2 separate regions of the Mus musculus genome follow, and region 2 is linked to region 1. The links are chromatin loops, found by intact Hi-C in ENCODE. Cell type or tissue: heart. All regions are shown on one strand. Each heading gives the region's core, and the rest is flanking DNA. Links, peaks and the distances in the headings are about the cores only.

What was found. Hi-C counts contacts between places; a loop is a spot of excess contacts. Peaks named below come from ENCODE experiments on the same cell type or tissue, not always from the same donor. Only the 100,000 strongest peaks of a DNase experiment are listed, where the experiment ranks them.
Region 2: it touches region 1 in a loop (12-fold over the local background); 5 of 42 quality-filtered maps call a loop at or near these places.

The regions. Positions count from the first base shown.
Region 1 is chr8:19,519,310-19,525,529 of GRCm38, reverse strand. No RefSeq gene overlaps it. Among named protein-coding and RNA genes, the nearest start is that of Defb7, 27 kb to the right of the region's middle. In heart, for the core only: no CTCF peak of the experiment used is centred there; no DNase peak of the experiment used is centred there.
Region 2 is chr8:19,244,698-19,250,917 of GRCm38, reverse strand. Defb5 (defensin beta 5) reads right to left here and starts at 3,326. Exons shown (of 2, transcript NM_030734.2): 1 at 3,265-3,326; 2 at 90-222. The coding sequence starts at 3,326. The coding sequence ends at 90. In heart, for the core only: no CTCF peak of the experiment used is centred there; no DNase peak of the experiment used is centred there.

The sequences.
Region 1 (6,220 bases), core at 549-5,548:
AGGTCTAATCCTGTTAAAAAGTCTTGACCACAACCACAGAAGGCATAAATGACTAAGAGGCACAAGCTTAAGGGAAGCTGGGGTCACCATCTTTGTCTTGTCTGGCGATTGGGTGGATGAAGCAGAGGTTAAGGAGGCAAAGGGATGAAGCAGCCAGGCAGGATGGCTGTGTGTGCTGGGTACAGGATGTTCACTAGCATATCAGAGACAGGAACAGATAGTGATAAGTTCTGGAAACATAAGAGAGCCCTGTTTATGTCACTGATTGACTTCTGCAAGGATTTTAGAATCCAGAACAAGAGAAAAGAAACTGCAAGCTCACACAGCTCTTAGGCAACAGTTGTTTGCATTTAATCAAGAAACCTTAATTTGGTTTAAGCTTTGTCCATCTTCTACTATTTTTTTTTTTTTGCTTCACAGGATCTTTGACTTCTTCTCTACTCTATCTTGCAGCATATGAGGTAAGAAACTCTACAACTGCCATTCTTATGAGGTATGTCCTTTCACCAACACATTTGCCTCCTATCATCCTATATTTGTTGATATTTTGGATAAAAGCTTAAAGATAAGTAAGAAAAAACACATTTAAATTAAAAGTGCCATGTCAGAAATACATACCAATGTGTTCTTATGATGAGTTAATCCCAGCAGGCTCTTCCCCCAAATCAGGAATGTCTATTTTAGTTGGGCTAGATCCATATCTTGATAGAGACAGGCATTGTTGCAGTGTAGAGGGGGTGCTGGTTTTCCTAGGACCCAAATGTTGAAGGGTCTGCTCCATGCCTGACTGATTGGAGTTTTCAGGGCCAGCAGGCAGGAGCTCAGGAATGATTCTGTGTGAGACCCTAGCTGCTTATCAGCAGACCTGCCTTTGCTTTTCCACACACAACTCCCTTGTTATAGTATCTTAAACAGACACTGAGTGTGACTGTGCACATGAATACACTTAAGGCAGAGATAGAGAGACTGGGTTTCATAGCCTCCTCTGAGCTATGAGCCTCATTACCCCTGTAGACACTGTATGCTTAAGGGTTTCCATGGGGTAGGGGGAAAGGAAGTTCTCACACACAGGCAGGGCTGGTTATTCTGGAGAATTCTCTAGAATAAGCAGTGACTCTACTCCTTATATGTAAAGATTTCTAAATTAATACCATTCTTTTCAGGTAAGAATCAAACATTCTTCATGTTATTATTTTTAAGCTACCTATAAGACACTCATTTCATAATCATAAGGTTAGCATCAGGAGTTAGGAAATGGGAGTCAAGTGCTGCAGATCAGCAGAGCATGTGTCTACCTTAGACTCCTACAAAGGAAAAAGAGAGAGTCCTTGGTTTGTGTTAGTAATCACACAATACACATTTTCTAAAATGCTAAGAAGAAAGAAAAAATGCAAAGTAAAGAGGGTATCCTAGAAAAAGGAGAAAGAGACACAGACAGAAACATAGAGATGGACATATACACAGAGAGACAGGCATACACACATAGAGACAGAAAGACAGATGCATGCACAGAGGAACACACAAACACTCTCACACAAAAAGTGAGAGAAAGACTGACAGACACACAAAGATTAAGGGACAGAAACATAGACACCCACCCACCCACACACACACCACACACACACACACACACACACACACACACACACACACACACACACACAAACACACTGTATGGTGATGTCTCTCATTTCAATTTGGGATCACCCTGTTCCCCTGACTCACCTGCAAGTGGAGACAGCAGCACCAGGAGAAATGCAAACAGAAGGTAATGGATCCTCATGACTGAAGCCTGGTGAGGTGCAGAGATGCAGAGGGACTTGAGCTCAGTGCCTTATATAGTGCCAGGTGCTGCCTCCTGGGTAGATTTCGACACTGAATAGAACGTCAAAATTACAATTATGAAACAAGAGCACCTTACCTCTCTTGTCAAGGAGTGACCCTTTGAGAGCACACTCAGTGTTCCTTATGCAAATGTGAGGATCCCCAGATGATTTCCTCCTGCACTGCTCAACAAGAACAGCTTCCTGCCTTACATCTTAGCTGGACCCAGGCTGTCCTGGGACATTCTTACTGGTTACAATTGGAGCTCACTTGTCTATAACTCAGACATTTGACTTGGTCATCTCAGAATCTGGCAACAGGATTAGACCTCAGTGGGGACTCCCCTAGATTCATTTGGGCTGCTGAATGCAATAGAATGTGACCCAACATTCCCCAAGCTTTTCCAAGTCAGAACATGAGCCTAGTCTCATAGATTTCTCCAAGTTACTGCTCAGTAATGGAATTCAGTTGGTACAAAAAAAAAAAAAAAAAAAAAAAAAAACCTCTAGCATGTGATGAACATGGAGTCAGATAGGTGTGCTGTTTTCTGTCTCATAAAAAGCAATGAGTTGGTAACAGGTTACCAGAACACAAGACCCCATTCCTACCTAGAAGGAACCAGCAAGTAGCTGGTTCTAGCTACCAGGTGATGGGCAAGTCTTGGGACTTGCTTGCCTTTGGGTCTGTGGTTCTCCAGTTTCTGAAACAATGTATGTATCAGAAGTAAGGCATCAAGTTACCTTTTGTATTATATCATGAGAATTCATGACAATGGGACTCCAGTACTTCCCACCACCTTCCTGTTGTTCTTGATGTGACCTTTTCTGAGGGAGGCCATGTGGCCCATCTCAGAGTGATGTCTTTTTTATAGTTCGTTATCCAGCTGCTCATTTTTGTACTCTAAAACAATTGACAAGAAACAGGGCATAACACATGCCAAGAGCTGAGAAATGAGGATTTATCTAATGGAAAATAAGTTAAATGAATCAGGATTTTTTTCCTTCCTACAGGAAGATTAAACAAATAACCATATGAGCAGAAATCTAAAATGCATAAACAGTTTTGACAAAGGCTATTGTATGGCGTCTCCAGCAAAGACATTTGAGGCTGGAGAATGAAGAGTTTAGACCCACACTAGAATGCCTCGCTCTCACTGATATGCTGTGACAATCCATGGTATTGGGCTTGGTGGACATATTTTTAAACTGGCATTCAGAAGAGATTTAAAAGAAAATCAGACACAGTAAGTATTCATATTTGTGGACTATTGTATACTATCTCAGTTTATAAATACAGTAGTCAAGGATCAATACAGGATAATTAATATATCTATCACTTCAAGTTGAATATTTTTACTATACTAAGAGTAGCTTCAATCTTGTCTCATTAGCTTCAGTGATACAATAGAAGCCAGGCATAATTCTATTTAAAAAAAAAAACAAAAAGAAAAACAAAAACAAAAACAAAACACCACTAACTTCCCTCTATTCTCCTTACCCCTACTTTTCTCTGTTCCTTATTAGCCTACTCTGCAATTTGAGGCTTTCTTTTTTTTTCCATTTTTATTAGGTATTCAGCTCATTTACATTTCCAAAGCTATACCAAAAGTCCCCCATACCCCCCCCCACTCCCCTACCCACCCACTCCCCCTTTTTGGCCCTGGCGTTCCCCTGTACTGGGATGGGCCTCTCTTTGCAGTGATGGCCGACTAGGCCATCTTTTGATACATATGCAGCTAGAGAGGCTTTCTTAAAAGCAGCTGATGATTGATTTATAGTAATGGTTTGCTCCAAAGAGGTAATGTTACACGTCTGTCTGGGATTGCAGGATTGCCACATGCCATCTGACCCATCTTCAGCCTTTTTTTCCCTCTGCAATGCCTGCATGTATTTAAAAAGTATGCTTACTCATCCCAAACACTAAGCACAGACAAAATGTAATGTGGAAAAAAACTAAACTAAAATAAAATAAAATAAAATAAAGAATGTGGAAAGATCATTGCCTGCAAATGCTCAGCCTGAATTAATAAACTCACTCTGCATTTGCATAATTTTCTCACTTTCCACAGTAAAAAGCAAATGTACTCATTTTCTATCAATGTGGCCAAACACATTTGAACCTTGATGGAAGAAAAGTTATTTTTAATCAAGCCTTAGAGACTCAATCCATGGTGTGTGGGCACCACTGCTTTGTGGTCTTTCACAAGCCATGCTAAAAATGGCAAGGAGCATGTGGTGAGGTAAAGTCAGTCACCTTCTGATAACCAGGAAGCAGAAGGGAGGGGTCTGATCTGCCAATACCCATTTCTGTGCTCTGTGTCCAAACCTAACTCACTAAAACTAGGGCGATTTGCAGAATGTCCAACCATCTTCCAGAGGAGTCTCAGGCTAACCAAGACTTCAGCACTTATCTTCTTGAGGACAGTTAGGATCTCAGCCAAGCCAGGTTAGGCAGTGAATATTTCCAGTGGAGTGCTGCTAGGTGTATGTCAACTCTTCAGCTCAGTGGTACATTGTTATTCGTGTGTACCCTCTGCCCAGTGTTGCCTTGATGCATATGTGTGCTCCCCAAGAGTAGTGGGCTGCTCTGTGTGCACCACAGCTCCAATGAGTGTGTGTGTATGTGTGTGTGTATGTGTGTGTATGTATGTGTATGTGTGTATGTGTATGTGTGTATGTGTGTGTGTGTGTATGTGTGTATGTGTATGCGTGTATGTGTGTGTGTGTGTGTGTGTGTGTATGTGTGTATGTGTATGGGTGTATGTGTGTGTGTGTGTGTGTGTGTGTGTGTATGTGTGTGTATGTATGTGTTCACCCTCAGGTGCAGTGGTGGTTTCCTATGTCTCCACACCTTGTCTTCCATGGTGCTCTGCTTGGTGTGCACCCCCAGCTCTAGTTCTATGTGAAACCAAAAGGTCCTGTCATTTTTAGAAGTGCAAAGCTATTTAGCATTTTATTGCTTATATCCAATTTACCTATGCTTTCAAAAGTCGGACCTTCAAAAAAAAAAAGGCCATTAAGTTCTTTTCTCAGGTGAAGAAATTTTCTACAAAAACCTTGATTTCCTTCCATCCTCTAAAGTCCCAGAATGATGCTTCACTTGTTGCAGGAAACTTCATTTCATTCCTGCAACAGTCAGCAGTGACTTTGAACGTCAGCAAAACAACACGTTTATAAGAGATAAAGGTATGGATTATTAACAATAATTCTTTGAGACAGGGTCTGATGAGCCCAGCATCAAAATGAAGTGTATGGGTTTGTAGTGCAATCAAAAGTTCAAATGCTATCCTTGAATAAAACCCAAATACTTCTTTTATTTTTTGATATTTTTAATCACATTCATGTTTGTGTCTGTGTGTTATACATCATTTGTTTTTATGTGTGTTTACATATGTGTGAAGACTGAATGTAAAGTGTTTTCTTCAATCACTCTACTTTATTTTTAAATTTATTATTATTATGTTTGGTGTTTTTCTAGTATGTACTGTATATAGGCTTGACATGAAGGCCAAAAGAAGGTGATGAATCCTCTGGAACAGGAGTTACAGAAGGTGATGACATGTTACTTAGGTGCTGGGAATCTAATCAGTCCTCCAGATCTTTCATTGAGCCTGTGGTCCTGCATTTGGTCTGGCAGGCTGGCTAATGAGTTTGGAGATCCACATGTCTCCATCCCATCCCCCTGTGCTAAGAGGAGTACAGACATGCTGTGATCCCTGGTTTGTTACATGGTTGCTCTCAATACAACTCAGCTTGCACAGCCACACTTATGGATAACGCCCTGGCTTCAGACTCCTACTTTAAATTTAAATATACACTGGATTATGGTATGTATCTTCAGCCAACATTCTTTTGTTACATGTCAATGATTTCACAAACACTTCATTTTTCAGTTCCATCTATCCAGGTGAGATATCTTTCTCTGGGGTCACATTTCTTCTTTCAGACAGAGAATTGTGAAAATCTAAGGTATCCTGCTGGAGCTGAATTATACTAATGAGTATAAATTGTATGCACATAAATAGAAAAGCCCCACACAAGCAAGATAGGGAGCCCATCATACTGTACAAGCCCCAGTGGGAAGGTCAGGACTAGGACAGACTCTGAACTTTTGCTTTACTAACCATAGCCTTGTTTATCCTTTATCCTGCTCTTCCTTCTTATTTCTTTCAATAAGTCCCCTTTCCCCCATAAGGTCCTTGTGTCTTATGTCTACATGTAAGAAAGCCCCCAACTAACTCAAGTTGGCCATTCTACATGATGCAATATATCCCATCAGTGGTCAGTACATAAATGAACATGAGACTCTGGAACCCACACTCAAGAGCATTTATAGCCAAAGAGTATATTAAAGTCTTAACCAAAAACACAGAAGGCATAAATGACTAAGAGACACA
Region 2 (6,220 bases), core at 640-5,639, 270 kb after region 1:
TCAAGGAACTTTAATTTAGTTTATGTTTTGTTCATCTTCATGGAGGTGCAAATTGTTTTCTTTGGTTCACTGGATCTTTGACTTCTTCTCTATTTTCTCTTGCAGCAGTTGAGACTAGTAACTCCACAACTGCCATTCTGAAGAATGTTGCCCTTGCACAGATACCTGCATATGCCTCCAATCATACAGCAACTTACTGGATTGTTGATTGTTTTGCTAAAGCTGAAAGATAAGTAAGAAAAACCACACATTAGAATTGAAAGTGCCAGGTCAGAAATACATACCAATGTGTTCTTATGATGAGTAGATCCCAGTAGGCTCTTCCCCCAAACAGGGATGTCTGTTTTAGCAGGGCTGAATCCAATTCTTGATAGAGACAGGTACTGTTACAGTATAGAGGGGGTGCTGGTTTTCCTAGGACCCAAATGTTGAAGGGTCTGCCCCACCCCTGACTGGAGTTTTCAGGTACAGCAGGCAGGAGCTCAGAAAAGACTCTTTGTGAGTCCCTAGCTGCTTCTCAGCAGCCCTGCCTTTGCTTTTCCACACACAAGTCCCTACTTCTAGTATCTGAAGCAGACACTGTGACTGTGCACATGAATGTGCATGTGTACACACACATATAGAGGCCAGAGGCTGGCCTAAGACAGGTTCATCAATTTCTCTCTACCTCGTTGTTTGAGAAAGAGTTCCTCACTGGACCTGGAACTAAATCAGTGGAATTGGCTGGCTGACTCACGAGTGTGCCTCTGTGATTCTTAGTCCTAGCAGTACAGATGTGCACAAGATGCTCTCTCTGCTTTTACATGGATGCTAGATCTTCATACTTGCAAAAGTGCATTTATTCACTGAGTCATCTTCCTATTTTTAACTAAGGTATTTTGAATTCTAGGTACCTATTTTAAACTAAGTATTGGACCCAAATCTCGGGGAATAGAACTTTCTTAAGGATAACGTGGTTCCTAAGTAACTTACAATGGAAACCTAAAGAAAAATGAACTTTTTTGATAGCATCCAACGTCTAAAATTAAGTCTTAAACTTATCCTTTGCTCTCCCCACTCCTTCCTTCTTTACATTTCTCTAAAAGTCATAGATAGTGTCTGTATATCTCATGGAACACAGATGTCCTCTGTGAACCAGAACCCAGCAACAAAATGAGTGAAATTATGTTTCTATCTCTATATTTTCTGTCTGATGCAGTTTGAGGCCTTTACTTCATTCGTTCAAATACTCTCTTATTTGCTTTACCTCCCTCTCTTGAACTGTGTATCCTTTTCCTTCTGTTTACCTAATGTGAAGGATGAAATAAACTTAGAGCCTGGAAAGATGGCTCAGCAGTTAGGAGAGCATACCACTCCTACAGAAGACCTGAGATAACTTCCTAGTACCATATCAGGCAGCCCATATGTGCCTATAATTCCAACTCTGAGAGACTGGATGTTCCTTTATGACCTCTGTGATTACTGTAGTGCCTGGCACATTCATATACACAGATCCATATATGTACACATAATTTGAAAGAATATAAAATTATATATTTTGCACAAAATACAGTTTAGGCAGAGTTTGAGAAGCTGTGCTTCATAGCCTCCCTGAGCTCTGAGCCTGATTGTCCCTGTAGACAGTGTGTGTTTAAGGATCTTCCATAGGGGTAGGGTTTCAGGAAGTTCTCAGATAGAGGCTGGGATGATTATTCTGGAGGATTCTCTAGAGTATCAGAGAATCGACACCTTAAATATAAAGATTAGTAAACAAACACCTTTCTGTTCAGGTAAGAATCCAAAATTCTTCATGTTATTATTTTTTTGTTTTTTTAATTAAGTATTTTCTCCATTTACATTTTCAATGCTATCCCAAAAGTCCCGCATACCCTCCCCCCCACACTCCCCTATCCACCCACTCCCACTTCTTGGCCCTGGCATTCCCCTGTACTGAGGTATATACAGTTTGCAAGACAAAGGGGCCTCTCTTTCCAATGTTGGCAGACTAGGCCATCTTCTGATATATATGTGGCTAGCAACACGAGCTCCGAGGAGTACTGGTTAGTTCATATTGTTGTTCCACCTATAGGGTTGCAGACCCCTTTAGCTCCTTGGGTACTTTCTCTAGATCCTCCATTGGGGGGGGCCTGTGATCCATCCAATAGCTGACTGAGCATCCACTTCTGTGTTTGCTAGGCCCCTGCATAGCCTCACAAGAGACAGCTATATCAGGGTCCTTTCAGCAAAATCTTGCTAGTGTATGCAATGGTGTCAGTGTTTGGAGGCTGATTATGGGATGGATCCCCGGGTATGGCAGTCCCTAGATGGTCCATCCTTTCATCACAGCTCCAACCTTTGCCTCTGTAACTCCTTCCATGAGTGTTTTGTTCCCACTTCTAAGAAGGGGCAAAGGGTCCACACTTTGGTCTTCGTTCTTCTTGAGTTTCATATGTTTTGCAAATTGTAACTTATATCTTAGGTATTCTAAGTTTCTGGGCTAATGTCCACTTATCAGTGAGTACATATTATGTGAGTTCTTTTGTGATTGAGTTACCTCACTCCGGATAATGCCCTCCAGGTCCATCCATTTGCCTAGGAATTCTATTAATTCATTCTTTTTAATGGCTGAGTAGTACTCCATTGTGTAAATGTACCACATTTTCTGTATCCATTCCTCTATTAAGGGGCATCTGGGTTCTTTCCAGCTTCTGGCTATTATAAATAAGGCTGCTATGAACATAGTGGAGTATGTGTCCTTCTTACCAGTTGGAACATCTTCTGGATATCCATGTTATTATTTACAAAAGAATCATTCCATAATCTCAAGTTTAGTGGCAAGAGTTAGGAAATGGAAGGCAAGGACTGCAGATGAGCTCAGAATGAATCTACCTGAGGCTCCTGGAAGTCAAAAAGAAGTATTCTTGGCTTATGTTAGCAGTTACACAATACACATTGTCTGAAATGAGCTTAGAAGAAAGAAAGAAAAAAAAGGAAGGGAATAACTGTAGAAGAGGAAATGTATGAGAGACTGAAACAGAGACAGAGAGATGAACACATAACAGAAAGACAGGCATAAGCATATACAGAAAGACTGACAGACATGCACCCACAGAAAAACAGAAAGAGTGAGACATATATATATGGAGAGGTGGAGCCCAAGGCACACACAGAAAAAGAGACAGGAACACACACACACACGCACACACACACGCACACGCGCACACACACACACACACACTGTAGGGAGCTATCTCTTTTTACTTTGGGACCGCGTACTCCCCTGACACACCTGCAAGTGGAGACAGCAGCACCAGGAGAAATGCAAAGAGAAGGTAATGGATCTTCATGGCTGAAGCCTGGTGAGGGGCACAGATGCAGAGGGATTTGAGCTCAGTGCCTTATATAGTGTTATGTGCTACCTCCTCGTTAGGATTTTACACTGACTAGGATGCAAGGACGTAAAATTATGAAACACAGAGCATCTTATCTCTCTTGTCAAATTGGCCCTTTGAGAGCACACTCAGAGTCTCTTATGCAAATGTGAGGATCCCCAGAGGAGTTCCTCCTGCACTGCTGACCATGAGCAGATTCCTGCCCTACTTCTTAGGTGAGCGGGACCCATGCTGTCCTGGGACAGACTTACTGGTTACAATTGGAGCTTACTTGTTTATACCTCAGATATTTGACTTGGTCATCTCAGAGTCTGGCAACAAGATTAGGCCTCAGTGGGGACTCATTTCACCTAGAGTCATTTGGGCTGCTGCATGTAACACATGTGACCAAACGTTCCCCAAGCTTTTCCAAGTAAGAACATGAGCCTAGTCTCATAAATTTCTCCAAGTTACTGCTCAGTAATGGAGTTCATTTCCTACTAAAAACCTCCAGAAACTCACCATACACCCAATGTGATGGACATAAGGCAAGATGGACAGGGAGGAACAGTGTACTGTTTCCTCTTTCAGAGAAAGCAATGAGTTAGTAACAGGTTACCAGAACACAAGGCGCCATTCCTACCTAGAAGAAAACAGCAAGTAGCTGGTTCTAGCTACCAGGTGATGGGCAGCTCTTGGGAATTGCTAGCCTTTGGGTCTGTGGTTCTCCAGTTTCTGAAACAATGTATGTATCAGAGGTGAGGTGTCAAGTTACCTTTTGGATTATATCATGAGAATTCATGACAATGGGACACCAATACTTCCCACCACCTTCCTGTTGTTCTTGATGGGACCTGTTAAGAACAGGTCCCTCCTCCCTAAGGGGAGGCCATGTGGCTCATCTCAGAGTGATTTCTCTTTTATAGTTCATTACCCAGCTGCTCATTTTTGTACTCTAAAATAATTGACAAGAAACAGGGCATAACACATGCCAAGAGCTGAGAAATGAGTATTTATCTAATGGAAAATAACTTAAATAAATCAGGAATTTTTCCCTCCCTACAGGAAGATTAAACAAATGAGCAGAAATCTATAATGCATTGACAAAGGCTATTGTATGGCGTCTCCAGCAAAGACATTTGAGGTTGGAGAATGAAGAGTTTAGACCCACACTAGAATGCCTCACTCTCACTGATGTGCTGTGACAATCCATGGTATTGGGCTTAGAGGACATATTTTGAAACTGGCATTCAGAAGAGATTTAAAAGAAAATCAGACACAGTAAGTATTCATATTTGTGGGCTATTGTATACTATCTCAGTATATAAATACAGTAGGCAAGGATCAATACAGGATAATTAATATATCTATCATTTCAAATTGAATAATTTTACTATACTAAGAGTAGCTTCAATCTCCTCTCATTAGCTTCAGTGATACAATGGAAGCCAGGCATAATTCTATTAAAAAAAGAAAAGAAAAACACTAACTTCCCTCTATTTTCCTTACCCCTACCTTTCTCTGTTCCTTATTAGCCTACTCTGCAATTTGAGGGTTTCTTAAAAGCAGCTGATGATTGATTTATAGTAATGGTTTGCTCCAAAGAGGTACTGTTGCATGTCTGTCTGGGATTGCAGGATTGCCACGTGCCATCTGACCCATCTTCAGACTTTTTTCCCTGTGCAATGCCTGCATGTATTGAAAAAGTATGCTTACTCATCACAAACACTAAGCACAGACAAAAACGTAATGTGGAAAAAAACTAAACTAAACTAAAATAAACTAAAATAAAATAAAGAATGTGGAAAGATCGTTGCCTGCAAATGCTCAGCCTGAATTAATAAACTCACTCTGCATTTGCATAATTTTCTCACTTTCCACAGTAAAAAGCAAATGTACTCATTTTCTATCAATGTGGCCAAACACATTTGACAACTGAACCTTGATGGAATAAAAGTTATTTTGACTCAAGCCTTAGAAACGCAATCCATGGTGTGTGGGCACCACTGCTTTGTGGTCTTTCACAAGCCACACTAAAAATGGCAAGGAGCATGTGGTGAGGTAAAGTCAGTCACCTTCTGATAGCCAGGAAGCAGACAGGAGGGGTCTGGTCTGTCAAGACCCATTGCTGTGCTTTGTGTCCAAACCTAACTCACTAACACTAGGGCAATTTGCAGAATTTCCAACGATCTTCCAGAGGAGTCTCAGACTAACCAAGACTTTAGCACTTATCTTCTTGAGGACAGTTAGGATCTCAGCCAAGCCAGGTTAGGCAGTGAACATTTCCAGTGGAGTGCTGCTAGGTGTGTGTCAACTCTTCAGCTCAGTGGTACATTGTTATACGTGTGTACCCTCTGCCCCAGTGTTGCTTTGTCCTGTCCAGCAGGACCTAGTTATTCATGGGTACGAGGGGAACCACAAAACTGGGAGAAAATGGGAAGGAGAGAAAGGAGAAGCGGAGACCAAGAAGAGGTTCCTATCAAGGTATCAGTTTATTAGGCTGAAATGCCAGGTTTTAAGCATACAGTGAGGGGAATAGGGAGGGGTTGAGGGGAAATTAATAAAGAACAATGAAGTGGGCATCTGGGAACATGAAGGCCAAAGTCAGGCTCCAAGGGGTGGGTACTCTGAGTCTTATCTCCGGAATATGAATCCTCCTTAACAGCCTTGGGTGTCAGGCTGGGCTCAGCACGTAACTCATGTCCTTGGAAGTCTTGGGAATCAGGAAGAGATAAGGAAGAGGGGACTATAATTCAGCTTTTACAGCCTCAGGGTCCAGGAAGGGAACAGGAAGGAGGGAGTGACGACCAGCTCCTTAGCACAAGGCCATTTGGCTTGTTAGGGTGGGAGACTGTGAAAGGCTTGCTTTC